Regions from separate parts of the Homo sapiens genome. Here region 2 is linked to region 1. Evidence: chromatin contacts called from ENCODE Hi-C or POLR2A ChIA-PET data. All regions are on one chromosome and are shown on one strand. Each heading gives the region's core, a stretch centred on a gene start or an enhancer-like site at or near the end of the contact. The rest is flanking DNA. Distances are from core to core; before and after follow the strand shown. Region 1 has its middle 39 kb from the start of GJB6. Region 2 overlaps CRYL1 (crystallin lambda 1).

Region 1 (6,398 bases), core at 2,717-5,216:
ATGTCTTGTTAATTCTTGTCCCTTTGCATTCCACAGAAAGTTTTTCAGCTCTACTGAGGTATAATTGACAGATGAAAATTATGTATACTCAGAGTATACAATTTGATGTTTTGACATATGTATACATCTTGAAATGATTACCGCAATCAAACTAAATAACTATGCATCACCTCACATAGGTTACTATTGTGTGTGTGTGTGTGTGTGTGTGTGTGTGTGTGTGTGTGTGTAGAGCACTTAAAATCTACTCTCTCAGCAGATTCAAGTATCCAATACATTATTATTAACTATAGTCCACCATACTGTACATTAGGTCACCAGGACCTGCTCATTTTACAACTGCAAGTTTGTACCCTTTGACCAACATCTTCCCATTTCTCCCATTCCCTATAAATATGCATTTTAGAATCAGCTTTTCAATTTCCATTTAAAAAAATCGATTGGGATGGTATTGGGTTATATTGGGCATCAAGAGGGCTGAGATGTGCCTTACAGAGCAAACACGCGTGTTAGAGAAACTTCCTTCAGGCACAAGCTACAGTGCCAATGGCCGTGAATACAATCTTAATGAATCAACAATAGATATTAGATTGGGTGTCTTCAAACAGAAACACACATAACACAAGTTTATATATCTATCTATTGATGAAAATGTTGTGACCACAGGCTTGCAGCAATCTAAACTTGTATTTCTCCTAGAAGCAGTGGTTCAGTATTAGCTCTTTCAGAGTGTGTGGCAATTTTATAGAAATAACTATTACAACTACTGAGAATTGACTATTTGATATTTTGTAAACTATTGTAAACGTTATCTTTTGAAAATTCCACCTCTGTGAAACAAAAAAATAAACCTTTGTCCTTTAGGAAATAAGCCTTTTTGGGATACTTACAAATCTGTTCTTCCCTTAAACAATAAGGGGAAAAAACCATGGCACAGGTTAGGGTGGAGGGGTGGCAGTGGGCCATGAACATCTGTGGGCTGGGTAGGGCTGTGCAGATTGGGAATAACAGAGAGAAGACTGGCTGGGGTGAGGAGACTGCTGGAGTCAGAGCTTGGGAGCTGTGTGTGTGTGGGCTCCACACCCACAGGACCTCCACACCCACAGGTCCATCATAGGGCGACCCTAGCTCAGCGACAATCAGGGTTGCAGGATAGGGCTTGCAAAGGAGGAGTCAGCCTGGAGAAAGGGGCGAAGGTACTCTAGGAGGAGGGACTGGTGCTGGGACAGTGCTATCATCCAAGCCGAGAGGAATGCTCTCTGCAAAGGAAATGACCAACCAAGTCAAATGCCAGAGATCGGTGAAAAATTGAGGGCGGCAAGAGTATCCACTGCCTTTAGCATTCAGGCGGAGCGGCTCCCTAGAGCTATGGGGTGGATGTCAGATTGCAATGCGTCAAAGAGTTAAGTGAGAAGCAAGAAGAAAATGAATGCAAAGGCTTTCCAGAAGCAAGACCCTGAGAGAAAAGAGGCGGGGTGACCACAGGAGATGGATATGGGGTTAAGGGGGGTTCCAACAGAGGAGAAGACAGCTGGAGGGAAAAGCTGGCAGAGTGGCTGAGGAGAGGCCCCTCCTTCAGCAGGCCCGGCTGGGTGGGAGGCAGCCCAACAACCGCTGGATGCGGGAGGTCCCGGGAAAGGCTGGAGCGGGGAGCCAACGGGGCGCACGGGAAGAGCACGAATATGGAGACCTGAAGGTCTTCTGGAAGTTTTCTCCTGTGGTCCTCAGCAGCCTGTGGGTGGAATGAGAAATGAGAGATGGCTAAATCGACCCTGGGCAAAAGTTTGTAAGGGGAGGGGCAACAAGGAGAACAGTGGGGTGGAGGAGGGGCCAGTGCTGGTCAGAGAGATCTGTCAAAACGCAGCCACCACAGTGAGCCACTGCACTTGGCCTGGGCGACAGAGCGAGACTCAAAAAACAAACAAACGAAAAACGCAGCCTGCAGGAGCTGGGATGTGGGAAGAAAAGGAGGTTAGTGGGGCCATGGGACTGGGAGAAAACGAAGGAGTGGAGAAGGAGACCAGTGGAGTTCTGGGAGTGAAGGGAGATGAGGGATACGTTCAGGAAATGGAATATACAAATTTAACAGAGGTCTGATGAGTTGGCCTCAGAGCCTGAATGCATTCATTTCAGCTGCATGTAACAGAAAATCCCCAAATAACACTTTTTTCTCACTTAAAGGAAGTTTGGGGGAAGGTACTTTGTCATCCTCTTGTAGCTCTGTAGGCAGCCACCTGTTTTCTGCTGGACCATCCCAGCACGTGGCCTCTCTTCTCAAGGTCCCCTCATGATTTAAGATGGTTGCTGTGCACCAGCCATCACATCCATGTTTCAAGCAGCAGTACAAAGGAAGAAGGAAAGAGACAAAAGGCTATAACCTCCCAGCTGAATCAGCCCTCTTTGAGGGGCCTTCCAGGAAGCCCCACTCAACACGTTCCTTTCATCCTTTTGGCCAGAATTTAGCCACTACACCCAGTGGCAAGGAAGGCTAGGAAAACTCATTTTTTATTCAAGGTGGCAATTGTCCAGGCTAAAATCAGGGTTCTGTCACTAAGGAAGAAGGGCATGGTGGCTAATGGGAAGCCTGCCATCTCCAGCACAGAGATGGGAGCCAATTCTGATATAAGAGCATGCCATTGCTGCCCAAGGTTTACAGGTAAATAGAACCACCTTTTTCTGGCTCTCTTCTGGAAGCTGCTGTTCCAGGTGCAAGGGGAGTTTGCCAAGCTCAGGAAGTTCCCGTGGGTGAGTTGGGAAGGAAGCCCTCATTGTGATTCTTAGTGCAGTCATTCAGAAGAGTTGATATCTTTAGCTGCCTAAAAATAAGGCACCAGCCTTATTTTTTCAGTCTGGCTTTAGGATGGAATGAATATTGGATGGATAGTCTTTAAAAGATCTGATCCAGGGCGAGGGGTCACAGTGGGAATTCAGTGCCTTCCCCCTAATACCCTCTGTCCAGCCCGTCCACTCACCCACCATCCACCACAGGTTGGGTCTGACAGCTGAGTCTCTGTCTCCGCCCCACTGCCTCTGAAGTTCATTCATCACTAAGCTAGAGAGGAGAAATGCATCCATCCCAAGAATGCAAGGACCAAAAGATGCTGTCAGTCCTGTCCTACTCTGCTGACAGACCTCCACATGGCCTGCCTGTGCAACATTTGGGATTTGAGTCAGGGCCTCTCCAGCATCTTTGGGGCTCCGGGTCCCATGCACATGGGAGCAGACAGAGGGTACTTGGGCCCTGACTCCAGTAAAGTGGGAGAGACCAGGCTTGATGACTTGAAACCTCTTGCCACGTTTCACAAGCCAAGGCTTTCTTCATGTCCAAACCTGGTCACTCTTCTGTGTTTCTTCTAGGATATGTTTTCTTTAGCATAAACACCAGACCCAGAGAAAAGCTGTAATCTGCATTTGAACTATAAAATGTAATCAGTTGTTTATACAACTCACAAAATGAAGCAATTAAAAAAACTGACCCTCCTAAATAAGTTAATAAAATTTATTAAATACAGTTTAGAGAATAAATTTAAAAACTGAACCCTCATCCTCCTGTTATGGTGATTAATGACTATCACTCTGTGCTACAGTTATTTTATACATCTTAACTTTCTATTCAATTCTATACTCTGAAAAAAGACCATATCTGATTTGCATTTATATAAATTAATTTACATGGAGTTATATAAGTACATTTATATGATTATGATTTTATATGAAGTAATAGTGTACTATTAATGCCAATTAAATGATTTCATGGAATGGCCCCCTTTTAGACATTTTATTACAAAGTGCCATGAAGATTCAAAGGAAAGCTCGTTATTTTGCAAGATTTTCAATTAAGTTTAAAGATTCAAGGTAAATTCATGTTCCTAAAGCCAGGAGAGAAGTCTGTGTGTGCGTGCGTTGGAGTGTGGGAGCTTCAGGAATGCATCTTCAGGTTTTCCTGGGCAATTTTCCAGCTTTCATTACACGAGTCACTGTGCCGGGGGCTGCTGTGAGGGGCTGTCTCTGTGAGCAACTGTTATGGCTCCACGGGGCTGGTGTGCCCTGGGGTTTGCAGGCACTCTCAGGCACAGACTCCCTCCTTTCTATTATTGTATGGGAACAGTTGAGATGAAACAAATCACTATATGTTCTATTAGAGAAACTATTGTTGAATTGATGAGGGTTTTCATTTCAGAGAGAGAGAGAGAGAGAGGCATTCAATGCCCAAATGTTCTTGGCATCCCTCTGTAGCACCCAGCCTGATGGAGCCATGCTCTGTGGGGCCACCGGGGCCAGTGCCAGTGCCAGTGCTGCTGTTCCCCACCCAAGTAGAACACCCGAGAGCAGCTGGCAGAAGCAGCGGTGAGCTACTGTTTACTGTCTGCACTGCAGAGCATGTCAGTAGGAAGTTAAACTGTTTACTTTCCATAATGAAGGCAAATGGAATTGGCTGTGGAAAGGCCCAATCAGTGTGGCCCAAATTTGTAGAAACTCAAAGGACATTGCTCCTTTGGTTTCCAGATTCTTGAAGCCCTCTTGCTTTGTAAAGCAGCTGTCTTCTCTTTTTTCTTTTTCTTTCCTTTTTTTTTTTTTTTTTTTTTTTTTTGAGACAGAGTCTTGCTCTATTGCCCAGGCTGGAGTGCAGTGACGCAATCTCAGCTCACTGCAACCTCCGCCTCCTGGGTTCAAGTGATTCTTCTGCCTCAGCCTCCCGAGTAGCTGGGATTACAGGTGAGCACCACCATGCCTGGCTAATTTTTTGTATTTTTAGTAGAGATGGGGTTTCACCGTGCTGGCCAGGCTGGTCTCAAACTCCTGATTTCGTGATCCATCCGCCTTGGCCTCCCAAAGTGCTGGGATTACAGGCGTGAGCCACCGCGCCTGGCCTGCAACTGTGTTCTCTAACTGTGAACTTGGTGCTTGCTAGTCCAAATTCCTGGATGGCTCTGTCTAGTAGAATTTTCAGCCAGGACAGAAGTGCTCTACGTTTGCGCCGCCCAGCATGGCAGCCACTGGGCAGTTGTATTGAATACTGGGCACTTATAGTGTGGCAGGGGTGACTGAACTTTAAATTGTGTTTCACTTTAATTAATTAAAATGCAAACGTCAAAAGCCACATGTGACTAGTGGCTACCACGTATAGACAGGGCCAATCTACAAAAGCAAAAGAATTTTTTGCTCACCTGAGGAAATACTATTTCATGTAGTGGCTCCTAATAGTTGGTTTCCTGTCTGTACTGATGCAGAACCACGGCTCAGATGAAGGTTGGGGATCTGTGACTCTCTACTTTCCACCAAAACAACAGGCTTTCCCTACAGTCCACTGGAAATGTTGCTGATTCAAAGCTTTTCTGAGTGACATGGTCACTCAAAAATTCAGAAAAGCATGAAACAGAAAAAAGATCCACATTAAACATTAAGACAGGACTATATTTATCAATAGCTGAGTGGAATAACACACCCTCCCACAGAAACACCTTTAGAGTTTTTATAGGCAAGCAATGAAAATGCTGGGTTTTTTTTCATCAAGTTATATAGGAAGTAAATGCCCCAAATAGAGGCGTGTCTTCATAGGAAGACTGAATAATACAATGGTTAAAAAGGCACACTTTGTCCACATCTGATTTGAAAATGGCTTCCAAACTTTTGAGTCATATGAGCAAGTTGTTTAACCTCACTCACCCTCAATGTGGCTATCTGCAAAATTATAGTACCTACTTCATTAGGTTGCTGTGAGGATTAAAGAAGACAATGATTAACATGGTTTTCATCCACACATGGTAAACATTCAATAAACGGTAGCTACTTTTATTTTATCTTTACCCACCACAAAGTGAAGACTAATAATAATGTAGGGTGGTCCGGAGGTGTTTCCCATATACTAATCATTCACTAATATTCTTTTTTTTTTTTTGAGGCAGAGTCTCGCTCTATCGCCCAGGCTGGAGTGCAGTGGCGCGGGCTCGGCTCACTGCAAGCTCCGCCTCCCGGGTTCATGCCATTCTCCTGCCTCAGCCTCCCGAGTAGCTGGGACTAGAGCAGGTGGCTGCCACCATGTCCAGCTAATTTTTTTGTATTTTCAGTAGAGATGGGGTTTCACTGTGTTAGCCAGGATGGTCTCGATCTCCTGACCTCATGATCCGCCCGCCTCGGCCTCCCAAAGTGCTGGGATTACAGGCGTGAGCCACTGCGCCTGGCCCACTAATATTCTTAGTTAGACATTTGGGGACAGTTAAACCAGACTTGCTAATACTTCTAGTTGTGCATTCAGGCGTTTTTTCTCCAGGCTGTGTGCCCTGGAAGAGTCTCTGCTTATCTAGCAGGTGGTCTGTGGCTCAGTAAATAGAGTGTCTCACTCAGACGCAAAAAATGACAGAGCTTAAAGAGTAAGTTAATAGATAAAGCATGATTGT
Region 2 (6,398 bases), core at 1,544-4,043, 150 kb before region 1:
GTGGCCCTTTGTTTGGAAAGACTGTAGATACCACTCGAGATGGGTTAGGATGCACATGACAAACTGTTGGAATGTGGGGCTCTTCCAAAAGGAGAGCAGGAGTGCAAGACTTTTCCAGAAAGGCTGGTGGCTTTGGCAGAGAAATGGCATCTAAGCATATTTGTAAAGCTTTCTCCTCCTCTATGTTAGAGTCAGAAGCTGCATGCCACCCGTGTGCAGAGCCAAGTCCAGCTCAGCTTTCCCACAGGTTTGCTTACACTTGCTGGGCGACCCCAGCCTGGCTGGAGGTGCAAGGGAGCACGTTTGTACCTTGTAATGATTTCTCTCTAGAGTAGTGCAGATGTTCGCAGGGATAATGTCAACTGCCACAGCAACTGGAATTCTATCTGCAAACTTTTATTTGCTGTGTTGGAATCATTAGTTAATTAGGACTTTTTTTTTTTTTTTTGGAAATGGAATTTCACTCTGTGGCCCAGGTTGGAGTGCAATGGCGTGATCTCGGCTCATGGCAATCTCCATCTCCCAGGTTCAAAGGCTTCTCCTGCCTCAGCCTCCCAAGTGGGTGGGACTACAGGCGCATGCCACCATGCCTGGCTAATTTTTTGTATTTTTAGTAGAGATGGGGTTTCTCCATGTTGGCCAAGCTGGTCTTGAACTCCTGACCTCAAATGATCGGCCTGCCTTGGCCTCCCAAAGTGCTAGGATTACAGGTGTGAGCCACCGCGCCTGGCCTTAATTAGGATTTTTTTTCTAGCAGCAATTTTCCATAAGAAGTAGACTATTTTTATACCATTATTTATTATTTTGTGGGTGGCCATTTTCTGAGTAGTCATATTGGTGAGCAACAAAACCCTATTGAAAAGAGAGATACTGCTGATTTATGAATTTAGAGATACCTGTATCCCCATTAATAAGCAAATAAATAACATCAACCACATACTCATTAAAAATCCCCAAAATGCTGCAAAGCTTCTATGTTAGTATTCTAACTCTAAAAATAAATAAATAAATAAATAAATAAATGAAAATGCTGTTACTATAACACCTTCTAGCAATCATTACCAATAGGTGCTTGAGCAGTGAATATAAATGATGGATTTCAGCTCCCTCAGTTTGAAGTTGGGAAGTTAACAGGCCAGGGGTAAGGGTCCCCAGAAGTAGAGGATGGGGGTAAGGAGCCCCCAAGAGAAAAGGCAAAGAGAAGAGAGGTGGGAGGTGACAAATGACACTGCATCCCTCTTCCCTTGTGGGAGCCAGCCTTTGTGCCTTCCATCAGCTGCAGGTAGAAGCCAGGTGAGAGGCCACTGGAGCCCTATGGGCCATCAAGGCAGGAAGCATCTCTGGGTAAAGATGTGGGGAGTAGGCAGATATGGGGCTTGTGCTCCATGGCTGTTTTTGGAGTCAGGGCTTACACTCTTTGGTTCAAAACTTATTGTAGTAAACTGTATTCCCAGAGGACCCCTCAATTAAAGTATCACTACCCTCATAGAATGGAAGTGAATGTATTCACATTCATACACAATGATGGATTCTTTTTGCTGTTGTATTTGTTGTAAAAGTCGAGGCTTTCCCTTTCTTTCAAACTCTATAATACTGTTGTTTTTCCCCCTAAAAGCATCATTATACACACAGTGTTCTAAGAAAAAGTGCACCAGGGAATTAGCACTGGGGCCTGAAGTACTCTGGAATGTCCCTTTTATTAGGGCAAAGTCTTTCCTCTCTTTCCTTTCCATTTTTTTTTTTGTTTGTTTGTTTCTATTTAAAAGCTCTATTTTAGGCTGGGCGCAGTGGCTCACGCCTGTAATCCCAGGATTTTGGGAGGCCAAGGCGGACGGATCATGAGGTCAGGAGATCGAGACCATCCTGGCTAACACAATGAAATCCTGTTTCTACTAAAAATACAAAAAATTAGCCAGGCGTGGTGGCGGGCCTGTAGTCCCAGCTATTTGGGAGGCTGAGGCAGGAGAATCGCTTGAACCCAGGAGGCGGAGGTCGCAGTGAGTTGCGATCACGCCACTGCACTCCAGCCTGGGCGACAGAGTGAGACTCTGTCTCAAAACACACACACACACACACACACACACACACACACACACACACACACACAACCTCTATTTTAAAGAAAAGTCAAAGGGAAAAACTCCACCTGTGTTTGCTCTACCCTAAGTCAATTGCTTTCATTTTCCTTTGTTCCTGTCTAGTCTCTATTATGAACATGCTACTCAAGTTTTTATTCATTCTTAATGGCTTTATGATATTTCATTTAGCTGGTCTTTTTTTTTTTTCTTTTAAATCCAATCTTTCCCTTACTGCGGGATGTTTTAAGGTCAGGCCTCAGTGAGCCTCTATGCACATATGGTTTCTTCTTCTGGAGTCTTTTCTGGAATAATTCTGGGAGTGGGCTCAGCCTGCGGGAGAGTAACATTTTTATAACTTGATAGATGTAGCTGAGATGCCTCCCAGAGGGGAGACCCGCCTCTCCTCCGGCAGCTGTGCACGTAGGCTTGTTCCCAGCAGCCTGGCCAGGGTGGTCCACCTGGTGTTTCTCATCTTCTTTCCCCGGAGCGCTGACTCCTGCGCGTCCTCTTGGAAGACTCTTGACAGGACGGGTGTTTTATGGGTGTGATTCAGTGTCCTCTTGCATCAGTTCAATGTGGTGGTGTTCAATCAACCCTTGTAGCGTTAGCAAAATTTGCTCAAGTCATTCCGCAGGAATGTCTGTGTCTTGCTTCCAAGAAAGCTTGTAAGTGCCGGCAACAGGCCAAGCAGCTCACAAACCTGACCACAAGCCTGTGAGTAATTGTGGGGCAGCACTTAGCAGTCTTTTATTTTCGACTTATTAAAGTCTCATCTTGGCCTCACCTTCTCCCTGGAAGGTGGCGTGGGTGGGAACCACTGGGTCAGATCTTTTTCACCCTTGCCGTGGAGCCAGTTTCCTGTTGCATGTGGGGGAAGCAACATGTGGTGAAGAGTATAGAAAACGAAAACATGTGGGTACAGTATGTATAAGTGGAGGGAACAAACTCATAATTCCAACTAGTTTCTCATGAGAGACTCATGAATCATTGTGGTAGTTCTCAATATAAACTTAATCTAGGCCGGATGTGGTGGCTCACACCTGTAATCTCAGCACTCTGGGTGGATCACTTGAGGTCAGGAGTTTGAGACCAGTCTGACCAACATGGAGAAACCCCATCGCTACTAAAAATACAAAATTATCCAGATGTGGTGGCTCACACCTGTAATCCCAGCACTTTGGGAGGCTGAGGCGGGTGGATCACTTGAGGTCAGGAGTTTGAGACCAGCCTGACCAACATGGAGAAACTGTGTCTCTACTAAAAATACAAAATTAGCTGGGCGTGGTGACGCATGCCTGTAATCCCAGCTATTTGGAGGCCGAAGCAGGAGAATCGCTTGAACCTGGGAGGCAGAGGTTGCAGTGAGCCGAGATCCTGCCATTGCACTCCAGCCTGGACAACAAGAGCAAAACTCCATTTCAAAATAATAATAATAATAATAAACTTAATCTCTAACTCTGTTACTCCCTGTAGCATTTGCAAGGACCCTAGGGCTGGATGTTTCTCAGAGGGATAGTCTAGTACCCTAGCTCATGCTCGAGTTACTTCTGTGCAAGTGACTGTTCTTGTCTGGGTCTGTCCTTGAACATCTCTGGAGATGAGAAAATCACCGAGATTTAACTTTGTTCCATCCTTTCTTTCACTAGAGATTGAGATGGACGTGCTGGTGTAATCCTTTCTTCTTGGCCGCTGCCCTGGGGTGATCCACACAAGCCCAGTGCTTTCTTCATGTCGCCCTCGTAGGGCTGAAGGTGGCAGAGTACTCTACTTCTCGCTGTTGCGTTTCTTTATTTGACACTCACCTAAGATAAAACCTTTTGTGACTCCTGACTCTTAATTTTTCTCCTGTTTCTCAGTTGACAGTGGACTTATGCCCAAACTCTAGCTGAGGAGTGGAAGAACTTGAATAGAACCTCATCCAAATTCCTGGGTAGCAAGTCTGTGTTCCTGCTGGTGATAGTAGTAGTAAAGTTATTGTAGTGTTTGCACAAGAAAAATGTGAAAATTCAGGACCAAGTTTGGGGGAAAAGTAGAGCAAAACAAAATAGAAGATCAAAAGCTGGGAATTAGTAAAAAAGAAGTGGATGAGGAAGAATGGTATGAAGAAAAATGAGAAAAGCAAATGAAAATGAGGCCATGCAAAAAATACATGAATCAGAAAATTAAATCTAGGAATGGGATGATTATAGAGAAGGAAAGATGGTTCGGTGTAGCTGGTGATCAGTAGAGGAGATAGTCACGGAGGAGGATTTATCCATCAAATATCGTGTGCCTCCACCACACAAGTTTCTCTCCTGCCTTCCTCTTCTTCTGGGACTGTCCGAAGGACCAGAGTAAGTACCACAGCATCTGTTAACCCTTTGCTATTGTTAATTGTTAGATGTGTCTTGCTTCCTCTTCTCCCCATCCCCACCCCACAAACAAACAGAAGTGCTTGATCCAAGATCCCTGAGGGTATCTGTCCCCTGAGAGGGTCAGCTCGGCCAGGCTAGAGCGTCCAGTCACTCAGTCAAACTCAGTCTAGATGTTGCTGGGAAGGTATTTGGTACATAGTTGACTTTAAGTAAATGAGATTATTCTCCATAGTCTGGGTGGGCTAAATCCAGTCCATTGAAAGGCCTTGCAAGCAGAACTGAGATCTCCCTGAGGAAGGAGAAATTCCACCTGCAGACTGTGGGGTAGTTCCTGCCTGGAGTTGCCGGCCTGCCCTCCTGATGGCCTGTCCATGGCTTTCTGACTTGCCAGGCCCACAGTCACATGAGCCAATTCCTTGAAATAAATCTCTTGATGTATGTGTGTATGTGTGTGAATCTTACTGGCTTTGTCTGGTAGAACCCTGAGTGATACATCCCTAAACCTTTCATTCGACTTAACATTTGTTTCATAGCAGTTGGGTACGTTATTAACTATCTTGCATTTTCTCCTACTTCACGGATGTCTTGTGGCTCCTCTCAGCCTGGGCATTTTCTCCTACCAAATCAGGTGCAAAATATGTGCCCCAGCTATGCATGTGTTACTCCACTGTGGAAAAATCTCAGGTTTTAACTAAGGAAGCAGAAGCAAGGAGTTTTTCAATAAAAGGGGTTCCTTAACACTGTCTGGGATCTCTTTGCCCAATGATTTTCAGGACGCGAAACCATGTTTTGAACTAACAGTGATTGTAGTATTCATTGCTTTGTATGATTTTTAAATAATCTTTTCTTTGTATGTGTGACTTGAGAATTTTACCTTAAAATGGAGTAAGTACTGATTGCTAAACTGATCAATGTTAACAGAACCACAGAAGGGCTGGACTCAGGTAGGGTTCCCATCTCCGCACAGCTGTGTTGCCCGTCACCTATTATAAGGAATCGCTTGTCAGTTCCCTGTTTCAACACAAGCACTTGTTTCTGCCTGTCATGCTGCTGCGATTATTTATCAATGACAAATGATTATTTGTCATTGTTATGATAATATTAGGCCACAGATGTCACAAGGCTTTGGGTGGAATTAAGCTCAGTGGCAAAATTAAGCAACCTGAGCTTCAAAACATCCTAAATGGAAAAGCTTTAGTTCAGCACCAAGTGCAGCAGGGAGAAACTCAAACGTTTGCCTTGGGGACATGATATCCTAGTTGTGGAGCTTCTCAACTGAATGCCTTGTGGTCCTTTTCTTTCTCTATATTTAGCTTCTTGGTAAAAACTCAAGCTTTGAGAAATCCATTTCAGAAATTCAAATGGGCAGAAAGAAGCAGTGAGGAAGGGAAAGTATCAAAACGTTTTTCCCTTTCTAACTTGTTCTACTGGTGAATAGTGACTGATGGAAGACCCACAGCCCTCCTCTAGATGAAATCAGGCAGAACTGAGAACATGGGAGTTGGAGGGAATGTGGTTCCTCCCAGGTCATGGGGCAGCATGGAGAACCCTTCTCAGGCGTTAGTTAGGGGCTGTTAGCTCAGATGATACAAACCAAAAAGGACCTACTCTTGAGTGGCTCACCTTTTTTCTATTTTGCAATCCTAAAAATGATTTTTTAAAAATCAGCTCTAAAAATACTAAATACGATTCTAAAAGAGCCAAGCCAAATAACACTGCAAGTATAGGGTGGCTTCCATGTTTGCATACTTCCCAGTTTGAATACTAAAATGAAAACTTGGGGCTGTTTGGAATGTTGGCCTGGAAAGCAAGGGTGAGGGAGCGACTGCAGGCCGCCTGGCTGCCTTTCACAGCATTCCAGAGCCCACGGGGGTGCGAGGGGCCACAGCCCAGGCCTTCCAGCAGCCTGGAGAGAGGGCAGGGAGCCACCCTTCCTGCCTCCAGACCTCCTGCCAGGGAGAGGAGG

What was found. Hi-C counts contacts between places; a loop is a spot of excess contacts on that map. ChIA-PET counts read pairs that join two places held with the same protein, here RNA polymerase II (POLR2A). Pooled maps may share reads with other maps.
Region 2: a map of mammary epithelial cell shows a loop between it and region 1 (6-fold over the local background). The contact joins two enhancer-like sites. A Hi-C loop is called at or near these places in 1 of 168 maps with a recorded cell type or tissue (mammary epithelial cell), 15 of 37 single-sample maps with no recorded cell type and 7 of 50 pooled maps. POLR2A ChIA-PET finds 5 or more read pairs at or near these places in 1 of 52 experiments (Caco-2).

The regions. Positions count from the first base shown.
Region 1 is chr13:20,268,244-20,274,641 of GRCh38, reverse strand. No RefSeq gene overlaps it. Among named protein-coding and RNA genes, the nearest start is that of GJB6, 39 kb to the right of the region's middle. RefSeq lists an enhancer at 1,095-1,264. Within about 2 kb of position 3,966, at least 2 of the 41 ENCODE cell types and tissues checked have a DNase peak (open chromatin) inside an H3K27ac peak, as active enhancers do; they include mammary epithelial cell, where a contact is called at or near this core.
Region 2 is chr13:20,416,411-20,422,808 of GRCh38, reverse strand. The region is part of intron 5 of CRYL1 (crystallin lambda 1); the gene reads left to right. Among named protein-coding and RNA genes, the nearest start is that of MIR4499, 14 kb to the left of the region's middle. RefSeq lists enhancers at 2,583-3,782, 6,368-6,398. Within about 2 kb of position 2,793, at least 17 of the 41 ENCODE cell types and tissues checked have a DNase peak (open chromatin) inside an H3K27ac peak, as active enhancers do; they include mammary epithelial cell, where a contact is called at or near this core.